2 separate regions of the Mus musculus genome follow, and region 1 is linked to region 2. Evidence: chromatin loops called from intact Hi-C (ENCODE). Cell type or tissue: gastrocnemius. All regions are shown on one strand. Links, peaks and the distances in the headings refer to the core of each region. The heading gives the core; the rest is flanking DNA.

The links. Peaks named below come from ENCODE experiments on the same cell type or tissue, not always from the same donor. Only the 100,000 strongest peaks of a DNase experiment are listed, where the experiment ranks them.
Region 1: a loop joins it to region 2, with 7 times the contacts of the local background. A loop is called at or near these places in 12 of 42 quality-filtered maps.

The regions. Positions count from the first base shown.
Region 1 is chr6:140,440,166-140,448,504 of GRCm38, forward strand. The region is part of intron 3 of Plekha5 (pleckstrin homology domain containing, family A member 5); the gene reads left to right. Among named protein-coding and RNA genes, the nearest start is that of Plekha5, 20 kb to the left of the region's middle. In gastrocnemius, for the core only: a CTCF peak has its summit at 3,371 (motif pointing left); DNase peaks (open chromatin) are centred at 3,378 and 4,854.
Region 2 is chr6:139,870,253-139,878,591 of GRCm38, forward strand. It overlaps Pik3c2g (phosphatidylinositol-4-phosphate 3-kinase catalytic subunit type 2 gamma), which reads left to right. Exons shown (of 34, transcript NM_207683.3): 26 at 5,051-5,207. Among named protein-coding and RNA genes, the nearest start is that of Plcz1, 170 kb to the right of the region's middle. In gastrocnemius, for the core only: a CTCF peak has its summit at 4,384 (motif pointing right); a DNase peak (open chromatin) is centred at 4,343; H3K27ac peaks cover 2,016 bases.

The DNA of each region.
Region 1 (8,339 bases), core at 69-8,068, 570 kb after region 2:
AGTGGACTTATTACGGATTCTGTCTTCTTTTACAAAGAAACTTAGTATTTTTATTAAAAGTTAATTTCTAAATCATACAGAGTAGAGTTATGTTGTTGTACTGCTGTGTGTACTTGACTTGGTAGTCTCAGCAGGGCCAGAGTGGGCCTAGAGGAACTGCCTGAGTTTCATTGTGTTTTAGGACAGGTTTCTAGAAGGCAAGCTCAGAGCTCTGCCCATGCCCACTCCCCCGCCTGGCGATCAGGCACTTGCTGTCATTCTAACCCACCTTTATTTTCCCTGTAAGCTTGCTTCCTCGCATTGAGGTTTTGTCTACTCTTTGTAGTGATGTGAGCTTCACACGCGTGCAGGGCCTCTGGCCCTGGTTATCACAACATTCTCAAACCTTTTCTCTGCTTATGGGATTTTTATCATAAGCAACAAACTTGTTAAAATACCACATGGAAAAACCTGTGTCTTCAGTACACTGTAGGGAATTAGTTCATCATGGCGGAAGTCTGGGAGCTCAGAGAAAATGCAGAGGTGAAGCCACAAACGCTTACTGCACAAATACAATAAAAGTTAGGCAATCTGAAGACTGAGGAGGAGGAAAATCTGTTCACAGTTAGACTTCATACTTGGAAGGTGGGGTGTGGAGCAAGAAGACAGCTAATGGATTAGGGTAGAGTTTCTCCCAAGACCAGAGATGCTACACAGGGAGTGTAGGTAAGCATGCTTACTGGAGTGTGGTGCGGTATGGTGTGGCCACTGAAACTGGGGTTGTTATGTGCCAGTTATGGGGTAACCAGGTTCTAAAGAGAGGATGTGGTTGGTGGAGGTGTAGCTGGCTGAACTGTTTGAGAGAGTGCAGAGTTCATGTCCTCAGGAGAAAGTCATTGAGAGTTAGATGCTGAGGTGATGCCCTAAGAGGCTAGGATGCAAGGCCAGGGTGCAGGGTGGTAGTGAAGGAGCTGCTCCGTAGCTGGCTCCCTTACAGGCTGCAAAGAAAGTACAGAGCTCGGTAGGACTAAAGTGGGGTCAGAGGGCAAATCGGGAAGATGAGGGACGATGGCTATTGGCATTAATTAATAGATTCTTAGAGAAACGATACCCTTAGGCCAGAGTCTCATTTGCTGAAAGGTGGAGGGCATCCCAGGAAGCTCTAGACTGGTGTTCAGGTAGATTTACGTGAACTTTTTGGTGCTAAAGTTCTAAATCTACACAGCCTGCTACACTGTCTAAGTGCATAGCAAAGTCTGCAAGGGATTAAGTTCCTTATGAAGTGTGGTATTTACGTGCAACACACACACACACACACACACACACACACACACACACACCTTCTTGTATACTTTAAATCATCTTTAGTCTACCTAGATACCTAATGGAATGGAAATGTGCGTTAATCACCCCTTACCCCATACTGGCTTAGGGATAATGACTAGAAGAGTTGTATGCGTTCAGTACAGACTCAGTCGTCATAGGCCTATGATGTAGTATATGAGTAAGACTTGAGGAGTAATTCTCAGACAAGTGGTGCTGAGACCAAACATCGTGGAATGATGGTAGCTATATAGTGGGGTCTGTTTCATCCCTTCCCTTGATGGCCTCAGCTTCTTATCCCTGTGTGGCCATCCCAGAGCCTCTTTTCAGACACTTTGCCTTTTCCCTTGATGCTTTCTGTCCACAACTGATAAATCTCTGGATGTGAAATACATACATAGGAGACTGATTCTATATTCATTTAAGATTATTCATATTTTCTCTATGGGTTTTTTTGTAGTAATCTTTTAAAACTAGAAATGGCATTTTCCAAATGTGAACTATTTAAATATGCCAAACATTAATAACATGTGCAAGTACTGAGGAGATAGTTTAATTAATTCATATAATTCTAGTTATTAAATAAATCAAATCTAAAACCCAAGGATCAAGATTTCATATTTATATTTTTCCTTTTTTGTTAGTTTCTTGCATGAGTGTTAAGGTGGACATCTTCACTGCAAATATAACCTCTTCCTTTGCCTCTTTTTGAAAATTCACAGCATGTGTGGAACCAGAGCAGACTTTGGTGGCCTTCTATCACAGAGTTGGCTGAGGCAGCCGTGTAGGAATGACAACAGTGGAAGGCTACAAATCCCCAGAAGCCCCTGGGAATCGTTATAAAAATGACATTAAGCTCATAGACAGGGGCTGTACATGAAGAATAATTAACATCAATTATTTTTCTTCCCTCCACTCTTCAGTCAGACTTGCTGCAATGAAAGTAGTAAGACTGTTAAAATAATCTGTGTAATTAAACAATTGTGCAATACAAGTCAGGCTTTATTTTTTGTTTTTAATTTGGTACTGCAGAATTGAACTCCAGGCTTTACTGTGTTAGCTTTCCCTCAGTGTGACGAGGTAACTGAGAAAATTGACATAGAAAAAGGGAGTCTAGTTAGCTTTCTGTTGCTGTGAAGGACACCGATCAAAGGTAACTTATGGGAGGGAACTTCCAAGTTCTTGACAGGTGTCGGGGCAGGAGCTTGAAGCAGAAATCCTAGAGAACACCCCCCCACCCCACCCCCCCCCTTAAAGACAGGGTCTCACTCTGTAGCCCTGGTGGTCCTGGAGGTCACTGTGTAGCTGTAGATCAGACTAACCTCAGACTCGGAGATCCTCTTGCCTTTTCCTTCATAAGCTGGGATTAAAGCGTGTGCTAGCATACACGCAGCCCCACCGACTCTATACCGTTGGCTGGCAGCTCTAGTATGGTAGAAGCAACTTGTCTGCAGACTTCAAAGCTCCTGCTTTTAGTCTTCTTCAGCAGATGTTGTTTGAGAATTAGGGATTTAGATAAAGGTGATTCTCTACTACAAGGCTGATGAGGGCTTCAGTAGTGAGTGAGTGCTGAATTTTATCATTAAGTTTCTTTCTGTAGTCTGTAAAATAATTCCCCCCTTTTAATTTACTACTTAATGAATTACATGAATTTCATCAATGTACTTTTGGTTTTTTGAAGCAGAGTTTCTCTGTGTAGACCAGGCTGTCCTGGAACTTGTAGAAATATGCCTGTCACTGCCTCCTGAGTGCTGGGAGTAAAGGTGTGCACCCCCACGCCCAGCCCATGTGGTACCCTTTTGAAAATTAACAAGCTTCCAGCTGGAGGAAACTGTTTCTGCTGAGGACCCAAGTTCAATTCCCAGTACCCACATCAGGTCTGGGAATTGAACTGTCTGAAACTCCACCTTCAGGGAGCTGACACCTCTCTATTTCCTTGGGTGCATACACATAAACAAATAATAAAAATTAAAAGAAAACCTTTATATGTTAGGGTTAGATTTTAGCAAAGTTTGAACAGAAGGTATAAGAAGTTCTGTACATACACTCACACACACTGCCCCCTTCTGGTGATTCCTTGCACAGCAGAATTGGTGAACATGTATTTCCTTATTACTCTGGATGCAGTGTATTGGATTTGACCTTGCACATGAGCTTAGTGCGTGGCTGTTGGGGTGACCTGTCTTCTCCGTACAGTTCTGTCATGTTTTAGAAAGCCTTGTTTGGTGCATTTTAGTACAGACCTGTGCTAAGTGTAGAGTGCTCATCGGAGTGTGCTCCGCGTTGTGTCAGCAGCAGAGAGCCTCTGCCCCCAGTGCTGCCACTGCCCCTGCTACTCCATCTGACTTTAATAGTCCAGTTTTGTGTTATTTGGTACTTAACTGTTTTTTCCAGCTCTTTATAAAAACATGTAAGTGTATGTATTTACAGGTGTGATGTGCTATTGTAAGAAGTATTTAATAGTCAAATCAGTAATTAGCATACACATCTCCTCCTGTATTTATTGTTTCTCGGTGTTAGGAACACTCAGCGTCCTCTTGTAGCTATTTTGAAGTACACAAAAGAGTTGTTATGAATTGCAGTCACCTATTGTGCAGAAGAGCGCTGGGCACTTTACTGTGTGCTGTACCCACTCACCCACCCTCTCCTTACCCCTCCCTCCTTTTCCTACCCTGTGGTAACCATTGTTTTCTGACATTGATGTTTTTAGCTCTCAGGTGATTGGCACAATGTTCTTTGGTGCCTGGCTTATTTCACCCAGTCTTACCTAGTTTGACCCGTCAGGATTTCATTCTTTTTGTTGTTTTGTTCTGTGTTGTTTTGTGTTGGGGGAAACGGTTTCACCTGGTCCTGCTGGCCCCGTACTTGCTGCACAGTGTAGGCTACATTAGATTCCCTCCCTCTTGCCTTGACCTCGCAGGCTGGGATACAGGCTGCCCCATTACCTGGTCCTCATGCTGTGGAGCTGGGCTCTTCTCGTGGTCCCACACACAGACACACTGTCTTCGTGGTATGTTTTTTGGTCAGTCTTGTGGGGCCTTGACATGCTAAGCTGGCCTCTTTACCACTGACGCACACCAGCAGCCCAGCAGCCCAGCTTTAAATAAGAGACATCTTGGGAGGAGGATGGAGAGATTGCTCAGGCATTAAGAGTACTTGCTACTCGTTCAGAGGATCCGTTGAGTTCCCAGCACCCGTGTCAGGGAGCTCCTAACTGTCTTAACTCCAGCCTCAGTGGACCCAGTGCTTCTGGTCTCATGTACGCATACCCACATGCAGATACACACCTGTACATAATTAAAGTCTCTTAACAAATGCCACAGGAATTCTTCATTTTTATCCAAACTTTGGTGTCGATTAGGAAGGTCTCAGCTCTGTGGTAAGTAAATTGGAGTATTAGTAAAGTAGCTGTTTTACCTGATAAAGGGGCTGCAGAGGAGTGAAACCTGGTGTGACAGGAAAGGAAGCAAGCCTGATACTAGGTTCTCCTGAATCATGAGCCTAAGTGCCCTCTTTAGTGAGAGCCCCTGCTGGGAGCAGCGGGAAGGGCTGCTGCTAAAGCCGGTCCTGCTTTGCCCCTCTGGGGCTCCTGTTGGGCACACAGTGTGGGGTGAGACTGTTGAGTGTCTGTGAAGCAGAGGGAGAAAGAGCTAAGCAGCTTTATAGAAAGCATGAAAGACTGACCTCTTGCTTTAGACACTGATTTATATGGTCTGTCTCTCAGGCAAGAGCAAAAGCACACAATCCTAGTGAGGCTGTGTCCGGGCCTTCCCAGAAAGCACTGCGAAGGCCAGTGCTTTGTTGTCAGAAGAGGCACGGCAGGAGCGAGCGCAGGTGTTTCTGGGATCTAAAACAACACTGCCCCAGTGCACGCGGCTGCTTATACCTAAGGTCTAAAGCATGGCTTCCCACATGGCTTTACAGTAGCTTTGTTGTACATGTCTGTGATGTGAGCTCTTAGGGTGAAGTGCAGTGCTCGCTGGCTTTTGTTTCTCTCTGTGTGGAGCATGAAAACTATGCATGCATTCATTTATTCACATGTGAGCCCCGATGTTGTCATCCTGGGATATACAGTGACAGCCTGACATGCTAGCTCTCGCCCTTTCAGGTGGCCCAGAAACACAAAACCTTCTCCCAGTGAATTTTCAGCTACAAAAAAAAAAAGTTTTTTAAAGTTTAAATAAACTTCGTTTTTACTTGACTTGGAAAAGCTGAAGTTAAGTGAATATACTATGTCGAATAACCTGCCAAGCACAGGGGCTGCAAAGGTGAAATCCTCACGGTCTAGAGTCTTGGAACCTCATAATGCCTAGTGGAATTTGAACTACCTGTTTGCTTCGTTGGGTGCTATACACTGAGGGAAATACATATTGCATGCTAAGACTGCAGGCTGGCCTGGTACTTGCTATGTTGCCTAGGCTAGCATTCGTGCCTCTGATCGGTACAGGAATTCATAATTATTCCTGACCCCGACTTTATTCTGTCTCTGGGTGAATGAATATAGACCAGTTTTTGTTTGAGATTTTGAGGGCAAAAAATTGGAAGCCACTTTCCTTCAAGTTTTTGTCTCATTCAGGCCTCCTGCTCTGCAGCCAGCACTTCACCTTCTGAGCTTCTCAGCCTCCCAGTGTGAATTGCTCAGTTAGTGTTTTAGTTGTCCTCGAGTAGTGGAGACCCCGGAGAGCAAGACTGTAGGTAAGGTAAACTCCTGATTCAGTAGCTCCGCACAGCCATACAGAGCTGAATGGCGCTTACTTTACATTACCTGTGTCACACTCATTATGAAAAGGTTTCTGAAAACTCCTATCATGTCCCCTGATACATCCATTGTCATAAACCTTGATTTATAATGAATTTTGAAAAAAAAATATAAAATTAATGTGGGTCCTACAATAATCTGGCAAAGGAGGCCATATTATCCTGATGGCGTAGGACATTGACCGGCTGCATCCGCACACTGTGTGGATGTTCCTTCCTTGCTTGCTTTCAAGTTCTGGGCTTCTCACTTTATAAAGGGAGGAAGTAGAAGCCACGTTAGCTCTATGGGAAAGTGCTGTTCGCTGGAGGAAGCCTTGCGGAGCTCATCTCCCTCTGACCGTATCCCAGCCTTCCTGCTACCTGTGCCCACAGTAGACATCACGTGTCATCTTTAGAAGGCAGAGAACAGGACAGTTTGCCTGAGTAATACAGTGACAGAGGCTGACCTGCAGATACCCCAACTTGTTGTCTATTGATGTTTACTATAGCAAAGTGGGGCAGGTTTTAACTTGTTCATCCTTCATACATATACTTGCATTCTAGTCACTTGTAATCAGACATTTCTGTCTTTGAAATTGTATTGTGAGTTATTAAGCCCCTTCCCTACGTGATCCAACTGATGTCAGTACAGTTTAAAACATAGTCCAGAAAAATTACTGAATTTGACATCAACTAAAACTAAATATTTTCTAGTGTGCCTTTGACTTTTGCTGAGTGCAAGTAGAAGTCTCTATTATTAAGAAGGCTTGTTGGGCTGTTGAGGTGGCTCAGTGGGTAAGAGCACCCAACTGTTCTTCTAAAGGTCCTGAGTTCAAATCCCAGCAACCACATGGTGGCTCACAACCATCCGTAAGGAGATCTGACGCCCTCTTCTGGAGTGTCTGAAGACAGCTACAGTCTACTTACATATAATAAATAAATACATCTTTTTTTAAAAAAAAAAGAAGGCTTGTTTCGTTTCTGTAGGACAGATTAAACACAGCTGGAAATGAAGTAGTTAGTCTCACTGTCTCTCCCTCTGCCCTCTGCTTATTTTTCTGTTTGTATTCCTGGAGGCAAACAGCTGGGCATCCATTTTATCCTTTATTCCTTTACTTAAATGTGACTCCAGAAAGAAGCAAGCTGGGCTTTCAGACTTAGAGAAGATTTCTCTATTTGTTACTAACTTTTCCTGTTGAAACAATATATTCATTATATTAAAATACTTTCTGAAAGTAACCCAACATCTTCCACCTTATATGCTAGCCATATGTGTGCTTCTGCCTTCTTCACTGATGGCTGCTCTAGTCCCTGCGTGTTAGTGCCATTACAGTTTCTAACCTCTGCATAGTGCTTCCTTACTAAACTCTTCACTTGAAAATCTATACAGGTCACTTAGACCCACAATAGCATCCCCGTCAGTAATGAAGATGTGATACTTTCAGATGTATTTCTGGACCAATTCAATGCCAGTATTGTAAAGCCATGGGTACTGTACAAATTAGCATTGACTCTCCAGGTTCCAGCTCAAAGACAGGGCCGTGAGTAAATGAGCAGTTCAGTTTGCTCACTTGAATCAGCCAAGCACTTGAAACACTTCTCAAAACTACCTTTAAGTTAGGTGTTGCTTTGCATCTATATTTTAAAAAACAATATATTATATGAAATGTTATTTTTCTGGCTACAGAAGAAATATGTGTCCCTACTGGAAAAACTCAGAGAATCAATGCAAGAAAATGCCTGAGTTCTGTCACTGTCTACAGAGTCCTGGCTGACACCCTTTCAGTTTCTTTGTGTGGTTTAATCCCAGCACTTGGGAGGCAGAGGCAGGCAGAAAAAAGAAGTTCAGATCCCTTCTTGCTTTGTTTTTAATTTTGAGACAGACTCTCACTGTAGCCCTGCTCCGCTAGGTGTGTTAAATCCTGCCTCCTTTATAGCCCCACTCGATAGCAGCGTGCAGGCCCGTGGGTAAGAGCCATGCTGTGATTGAACAGAAGGCCTGGCTCGAGGAAAATGTGAAGCTGAAGTTTCTGCTTCTCACGCAGCAGCACAGCCCTAGTGCAACACTTAACAGCCTCCCTAGGATCCGTGTGCCTTTGCAATTAGCTGAGAAAGAAATGTGCGTGCGCGCGCGCGCGCTCGCGTGTGCACACACACACACACACACACACACACACACACACACAAGTCCAAAGAGAACTGAGAGTTCTCTCCTTGGGGAAAAGAGTGGTGATCCAGAGTATTTAAGTCAGATGGCCTTAAAGAATGGTCCATCTCTGAGGTAAGCAGGTCGACTGTGT
Region 2 (8,339 bases), core at 50-8,049:
GTATCTGTATGCCACAACCCTCATCCTAGTATAAAACATTTTCGTATGAAATCAAAAATTTCTACAAAGAATCTCATCTCATCTGCCCAAATACACCCTTCTTATCTCTTCATATTGCAGATGGAACAAACTTTTCTTAACATTATTTTTGTCGCTTAATGCATCTAAATTGTCTATGTACCAATGCTATTTTTGTGGGGAGAAAGTAGGACAGGGTCTTATGTTTGCCAGGCCGGCTGCAAACGTACTTACTACATAGCCAAGAAGACCTTAGGTTCCTGATCCTCCTCCTCCCCGCCCCTTCCTCCTTTTGCCTAGCTCTGGATTACTGGCATGTCCCACCACAGTCACATTCATGTTGTCCTGGATATGAAACTCAAGACTTTTCATATGACAGACAAACAGTCTAGCAGCTGAGCTGTATCCCCAGACCACAACATAATGCTTTTGAAAGCTCTTTAATTTCACATACAGGTCTTGCACAGTATAGAGCAGAGGCTCTGTAAATGCCTATCGATAGTTAGCGGTAGTGCTCTGATGTTTGTGGGTAGACCTCTTAGGTTCGAGTCACAGAACGTGCAGCAGCAGCAGACCTCAGTTAGTGCATCCTCAGTGCATCAACCACTGGCAAAGGTTCTGACAATGACCTTAGCACATCAATGCTTTGTACAGAACTGCTCTATGGCTATATGGGGAGCTGACATAAAAGTAGCAGTAAATGTCAAATATGAATACCTAATATTCCTTATATCAAATAAATGTATCCTCAGTAATTACTATCTGCTTATAATATATTCTTACATTTCCAAGGGTATCAGCATTTTTAAAACACCAGACCACTCCTTACATCTGCTGGAAATCTGGAAAACACTCTCAGCATTTTTACTGAATGCCAGTTTTGGAGAAACGCTAGTCATACGTTTATACAAAAGTTAATTTTGGAAACACGATGTAAGAATCACAACAAGCTTACTCTGTGGTCTTCCCACATAAATATGCTAAATTATCACCAGCTAGTCACTATGTAGGCTACTTTTATTTTATTTGCTGTTTGGAGCAGAATACCATCAATGTATTGTTTCAGATTCAGATACTGTGTAAAGGAAGGAGAAGGGCTTCCTTTGCTTCTGAAAACCATACAATTCATTTTTTTTTCTATAAAAGACTTTCAGCAAGGAAAATGTTTTATTAAGGAATATTTCTTTTTAAAATTAGCATTTTATTTATGTTGTATGCATGTGTGTGTGCCAGGGTATACAAGAAAAATTCACACCACGCGGTGATGGCGCATGCCTTTAATCCCAGCACTTGGGAGGCAGAGGCAGGCAGATTTCTGAGTTCTAGGCCAGCCTGGTCTACAAAGTGAGTTCCAGGACAGCCAGGGCTACACAGAGAAACCCTGTCTCGGAAAACAAAACAAACAAAACAAAATTCAGAGGACAAGTCATTAAAGTGAGTTTTCTATCATCCCATGGTTCTTAGGTTTCTAACTCAGATGATCAAGTTTGGTGACAAGTGACTTTACCCAGGGAGCAATCTTTCCCGCCCTGGGAAGATTTATTGCAGGTAAAATACTTTAAGCTTTATGACTGGGTCAGCATTAAAGCGTCAGAGAAGGGCAGGTGAGAGAGAAAGGAAGAGGAGAGGAGAGAACACACACACATATGTATACACATACATACGCACACATATATACCATACACACACACATATACACATACACAAATACACATGCACAAACAAATATGCATGTGCATGCATACATGCTCACAGACACACATGAGCTAATTCACAAACCACAGCACAGCCAAAGCTTCTGTAAAGTATGGGAACCAGATAGATTCCTCATTGTCTATAACACTCCCTTTCATTCACAGAAGAGTTCTAGTGCAATTCTTATGAAATTTACTAGAAGTCAACAAAGATGTATAAAGATGGAGGCTTTTATTTTGTTGGACTCCCAGACCATTTCAACTGTGATGCTTGCATTGTGAAATCTGTTTCTGCAATGTTGGTGTTAGTTTAAGTTTTTCTTTCATTTTGGATGTTTCTTTCAGATACTTGAGTTTATGTGTGGGTTTTCTGCACCTGATGTCTCATAGCAGTTGCCAGGGACTAAGACAGTATCATTATTCGGAACCACAAAAGGTTCCTAAGAGAAATTAGTTTGGCCAATTGTGATTTTATTAGTTGGAAAGAAAAAAGTATATTTGTCATGTTAAAAAACGTTCAGGAAATACCTAATAAAAAGTATATATATATAAAAAAAAGTTCAGGAATTTATAATATTTTAGATTTTTCTAAAACAATTTCCAAAGTTCATTTCATAGTAAAAAATAGTATAAGACAGGGAAAAAATATTGTAGATTTGTTTCTGATTATAGAAGTCTAAGATATTTCTAAAACTTTCCTAAAATTTGGGGTCTAAGGTTCTTTTCTTTTACTGTAATAAAATACAGGACCAAGAGAAACTTAAAGAAATAATAAGGGTTTGCTATGGCTCCGGAGGGATAGAATCCTTTATTCCCGAAAGGTGTGACGGGCTCACAGAGCAGGAAGCTGACTGATCACATCTATATACACTCGAAGCAGAGACAGAGAGAGTAAAACGTGGGGTGGTGCGTTGATCTCTCAAGGCCCAAGCCCAGAACTGTATTCCCTCCATCCACCCGGGCTCCACTTCCTAAAGGTTCTCCAAACAGCGTCACAAACTGGGGACCACATACTTAAACCGTGAGCCTACGGGGCCACAATTATTCTTCAAAGGACCACAATTAGCAATAGTGAAAACCGCAACCGTACATGATCTAACAAATATATAATGAAATAAAAGGCCCATGTAAAGACCCACACACCCAAGCAGTTTATGGTGATGAAGGCCAGGATTAAAATAAATGCTAACTTAAAAAGTAGAAATTGATGCCATTTTTGAGTGAGAAGACAGAAGGCGCCTTAGTTGTGAGAAGGCTCAGCTCGGCGAACACTCGTGGCCGTTTGAAGACTCACGGTAATACACAACAATGACATCTAAAATGTATCCAGTGCTTGCCATGTAGTAAGTACTTTCCTGTCCTCTAAGCTATGAGATCCTCTCAGCAATATCAATGAGCAACCGTTTCCAGCCCATTTGATAAAGAATGAAATTTCAGAATGGAGCTGGTAAGTCTCTCACCAAGGGCAAGATCTAGTGATACACAAAACCCAGACTTGAAATCTGAATCGCGGGGCCTCTGGCCCAGGCTCTGTGCTTTGAGCCTCCCCAAGCCACAGAACCCCCTGAAGTGCACAATGCGCTCTGTGGGCCTGACTCGGGCAGCTTTTCCAAGCTGGCTCTCTCATGAAGTCTAGCAGCTGAGTGTCTGGCACACATTTTAAACATGAGAAAATGAAGTCACAGCGCGTTCAAGATTAGACCCTGTGCTTTTATCTCGTGTTTCCAACATCTCTTCTCCCAGCCTTGCTGAAGCATAGCCCACAAAGTGTATCACGGGATGAGTGGGAAACCCAGCAAGGCCAATAGCAAAACCAGTGATCAAAGTTTGAGGCATCGGAGCTGGCGCCCGAGAGCTTCTGCTTGGTGTGGAACGCAACAGAGTTTATTGAATACGTTACTGTGCAAAGAAATCAAAGCCAAGGGAATGCTTTTTGTTATTCTGACCACTTTTGATAATAAGCATGTATTGTAACATATAAATTTTATTATTTCACTTTGGGACAGGACCCCACCTCTGAGACCAGGCTTACCTGGAAGTCAACATGTAGTCTAGGCTGGTCTCAAACTCATAGTCTGTGTAGCCACTGATATGCTGGGATTTGCTGGTGTGAACCACAGTGCCCAGCTTTAAATTAACATTTTAAAACAACCACACCCAAACACTGTTTTAGAAACTGCTTGGCTGGTAGCTAGAATCTACTTCTTCAAGTGTGCTTGCATGGCTTTTCCATTTGAGTCCCATACTTCAGAAAGGTCTAGTTAAGTCATATCAGTGGGAATTCTAGCTTGACAATGTTTTTATTAAAACAGCAAAGCCTTGTACCAGCAAGGAACACTATTCTATTCTAAAGGCTCCCTGAACTACCTCTCAATTTCTCCAGTTGTGATTTGATATAACCTTATGTGAACCCAGGCTGTCAAATTTAAAACATGTCATTCTATTTTAACCACAAACTGTGTCCAAATCTAGATGCTGCTAGAAGAATCTAGGTCAGGTTGGTGCAAAATCGCCCTCACTGATCTATATGCTGAAACCTCATCAGATAGAGATGTGCCTGCCCCTCCCCCTACCTGCTTCGCTTCTCCTTGAGTGGCTAAGGCTTCATCTCAGGATTAGCATGTCTAATAATTTTGGAGATGGAACCTGCTTTTCCATCCTTGGGACTCCAGGGGGCAGTGTGACTTATGAGAAAACAAGGTTAGCACTGTCCTGGTGTGCTCAGCATTTTTTTCACTGAGTCATATGTGAAATGAATTATAGCTACTTTCTAAAACTCCCTGTTCACTACACATATGACAGGGAATTGGTTACATCTGTTGCTGTTGTTTCACAAATTATCTTCTGAAAGAGATTGGCATTAAAATATCTTAACTTTTATCCAAATTCTCTTCCTAAGGAGTCACCCTTCAGAGGGAAAGAAAAGAGCTTTTAAGGCTATTTTTTAAGAACTCAAGTTCTGTTTTATCACCTCCCAGTGTGTCAGTAAATATACTGCCAGTGAGGACTTGGCAGAACTCTTACTGTACTGTTCATTGGAGCCTATCTTCTTTTAGTAGATACACTGTGTCCAAACGTAGTTGGGAATTAAACATTTGACAGAGTGTAGAGGAACATTGTAGCACAACTTACCCTTTCTCCTCCCCAGACCAGTTATTCAAAGTCTTCAATTACTAAGTTTTTCCACTGATCTGCTGCAATAACCCACACTAGACTACCAAAAAACAAAACAAAAACAAACAAACAAACTCCAGTGGAAATAAGTTGCAGTGACTTTCTGCATTAACCCTCCAAACCATGTGACCTCCTCATGGTTGTTGCTATCTTTTTATTTATAGGGACAGAGCCCCTTTCATTTTTACTTCAGAGATGGAGTACTTTATTACTGAGGGTGGAAAAAACACACAGCATTTTCAAGACTTCGTGGAGCTTTGCTGCAGAGCTTACAACATCGTCAGGAAACACAGCCAGTTGATCCTGAGCCTTCTAGAGATGGTAAGTCCCTTGGAGAGTAGAAAGCTTCCATGGTGTCTCATCCAGCTGTCTACTTCTAATGGTTTGGAGTTCCCCCACCTCCATTTTAAAACAGTTTTTAACGCAGAAAGGAGTGAGCAAGCAAACATGTTTCTTGGCAACTTACAGTTAGTTCATAGTTTTCATCTTGGAAGTCACCAAACACAGAGTTACTAGTGCATTCAGAGGGGATCCCCATGCAGAGTGGATTAGGGCTCAGAAAAAAAAAGTCATTTTTAAACTAACTTCTTTGGCTGTATTGTCCCCATTTGACTTACATATGAAGTAAACTTCATAACATAGATGAGGCAGATTCATCCTGGCTCTTTTGTCTCAATATCTGCCTTTGAACACTTGAGCGCTATTCATTCATATTAAGAAATTCAGGGTCAAGAATACAAACTCTGGAGTTGGAGAGATGGCTCAGCGGTTTAAAAGCATAAACTTCTCTTGCACAGCACCCGAGTTCAGTTCCCAGCCCTCACACCCGGCAGCTCACAAGTCCAACAACTGCCTTTAACTTCAGCTCCAGGGATATGATGCACTTGTCTGTACTCCACAGGGACCTGCATGCAAATAGGCACAAAACCACATACACACACATGCACATTTACCTCACAACGAAATAAGTCTAAACATGTCACTGATGAGTTAGTGAGCAGACTGTAGATTGATGCGTTGAGTGTCATGCATTGGTTCTGCTGAGCTTTGGGTCCGGAAGGATTCAGTGTTTTCTCCCAATGTCCATAGCAAAGAGATGAGAAATAGTCATGTGGTAAAAGGAAAGAAGTGGCCAATAGAAATATCTTTTGGAAAATGATATAATGATTTCTTTAAGTGCATACATCCATTGTAACAATTACATCCATCCACAGGAGAGTAGCATACCACTAGTTTATCTATCTGTGTTTTTTGGAGTAAAAAATGGCTGGCTTAGAAACTTCAATTCTGCTAGTAGATGTTGAGGAGACAAATTTGGTGGTTGGATCTCCCTAATTTTGAATGCAGGCTTAGCATTTAAAGGTTAAATTTATACTTAACCTATGTACTGTTTCCATTTAAAATGAGGATAATAACTTTTACCTTATGGAATTGATGGATAAATTGCCTGATAATAAATGCATCATATGGACCAGGCATTATGCTAAGATATTAATAGATTAATTTTCATAACTCTAGCTGATAATTAACATAAAGGATTTATGATAGTATCTGCCATATAGTAGAGTTCAGTTAATTAATGTGATAATATAAGATAATTGTTAATTTACTTTAAATACTGTCAGGTTAGGAATATATTTCAGTTGGTAAAGTGCTGGCCCAGCACTGAAGACAATTGGCTGTGGTGCTACACACTTGTAATTCCAAAATGCAGAACCTGGGAGAAAGAGGCAGGAGGGTCAGAAGTACAAGGTCATCTTTGGTTACAAAGCAAGTTTAAAGCCAGCCTGGACTACATGAAATCTTGACTCAAAAATCAATCAACCAACCAATCAAAGCAATCAATTAAAAAATGAACTGACCATTACAAGATCACGCACTCACATGTAAAATTCAAATTAGTATTCATTAAAACTGAAGGGTCAATTTCTCAATTTTACTAATTACTTCATAATTCAGGGGGATTTTTTGTGTTCTTTTGGTTTGGTTTGGTTCAGTATTTTTTTTTTATTCTGTGATAGGAATTGAGCCTGCATCTCTCCTACTGAGTAACATCCCCAGGCATCAGGATCTCCAACTGTAGCCAGGAATTTTTCTTTATAGATCTTTGTTCTAGTTCCCAATTCTCTTTTTCTCTATTGCTTTTATGGGATGGCTTACAGCTCATAACAAGCTAATTCTATGACACAGAGAAAACTAACTCTACAAGCACTAAATCAAGGAAAATGACTTTATTTATATAATGAATTTCTAGGCACTATCAATTCTCATGTACTGTCAAACTCTGGCATGATCTAGTTGGACTCTCCCAAGATCTTACTCATGAGTCCATGAGCTCTCAAGAGCCTACTATGTGCTAGGAACTATTAATGAGAGGATAAAATATAAAACCTAGAGACTTAAAATTTTAAGTTGAAGAGTGATGATAAAATTTGTGCATATAAGTAACTGAGGATCCCAGCATTTGTAAGTGAAAATCATACTGTACTGGAGTGCACATACTGGGGTGTGTGGTTCTTGGTTTCTAGCCAGTTTCCCTGTTTTACTCCAGTATGTACATACTCTAGTATATAAGAGTCCTCTGTGACTCTTCAGATAAAGTCTTCAGTGGTTATTTCAGGACCACACACTGTCTAGCTAAAACCTCTTTTAAATTAAAACCAAATTTAAATTTGTAAAAAAAAAATTCTGCTTTCTATATACACATTTAATATGACCTTTTTCTCCATTCTGACTCTTGTGTTGATGTCTTTAAGCACAGTTCAATGCACTACACCATGACCCAGTTACAAGTTGAGAAATGCCTGGCCCGGGTCATCAAGGCTGGCTTCTGCAAATGATCAATACCCAGGATCATGAGGCACAGGCGTGCAGTCGGTTCAATGTGGAGTTAATGACCCGTCCCCAGCAGAAAGCATCTTGTTGCCAGATATCTGCTGTGCTTTTGTTTCCACATGGGAAAAGCAAGCAAGGAGTAATCTATGTAATTCTCATCTTGCTTAAAAGCAACATCTGTAGGAGACCCAAGTGTGCTCCTGGCTGAGTTCACCAATATAAAAGCCTGTGCCTCCTCAGCTCTTCTCCCATTAAAAAAATCAATATGAACTATTATGGAAGACTCTCAAAGAACACAGGGACCATTCACCGGCTTCAAATGTTTATCACTCCCATTATTATATCAGAGATTTCCCAGCAGAAATCTTTCTCGATTCCCTATATGGTAAGGAAAGAGCACTGCTTCCCTAAGCGAAGCTATTAAAAGAGAGCTGGACTTAGTAGCAGGAGAATAGAAACAAAACAAAACTCCTGTCCTTAAAAACACATGACTCATCCATCCAGTGTTGGCTCATATCTGTACCAGCTGCCTTTTCTCTTCCTGCTGCCCCAGTTACACATATCACCCATGCACTCTGTACAAAAACACTGAAACACAGTTGCATTGGATCAGATACA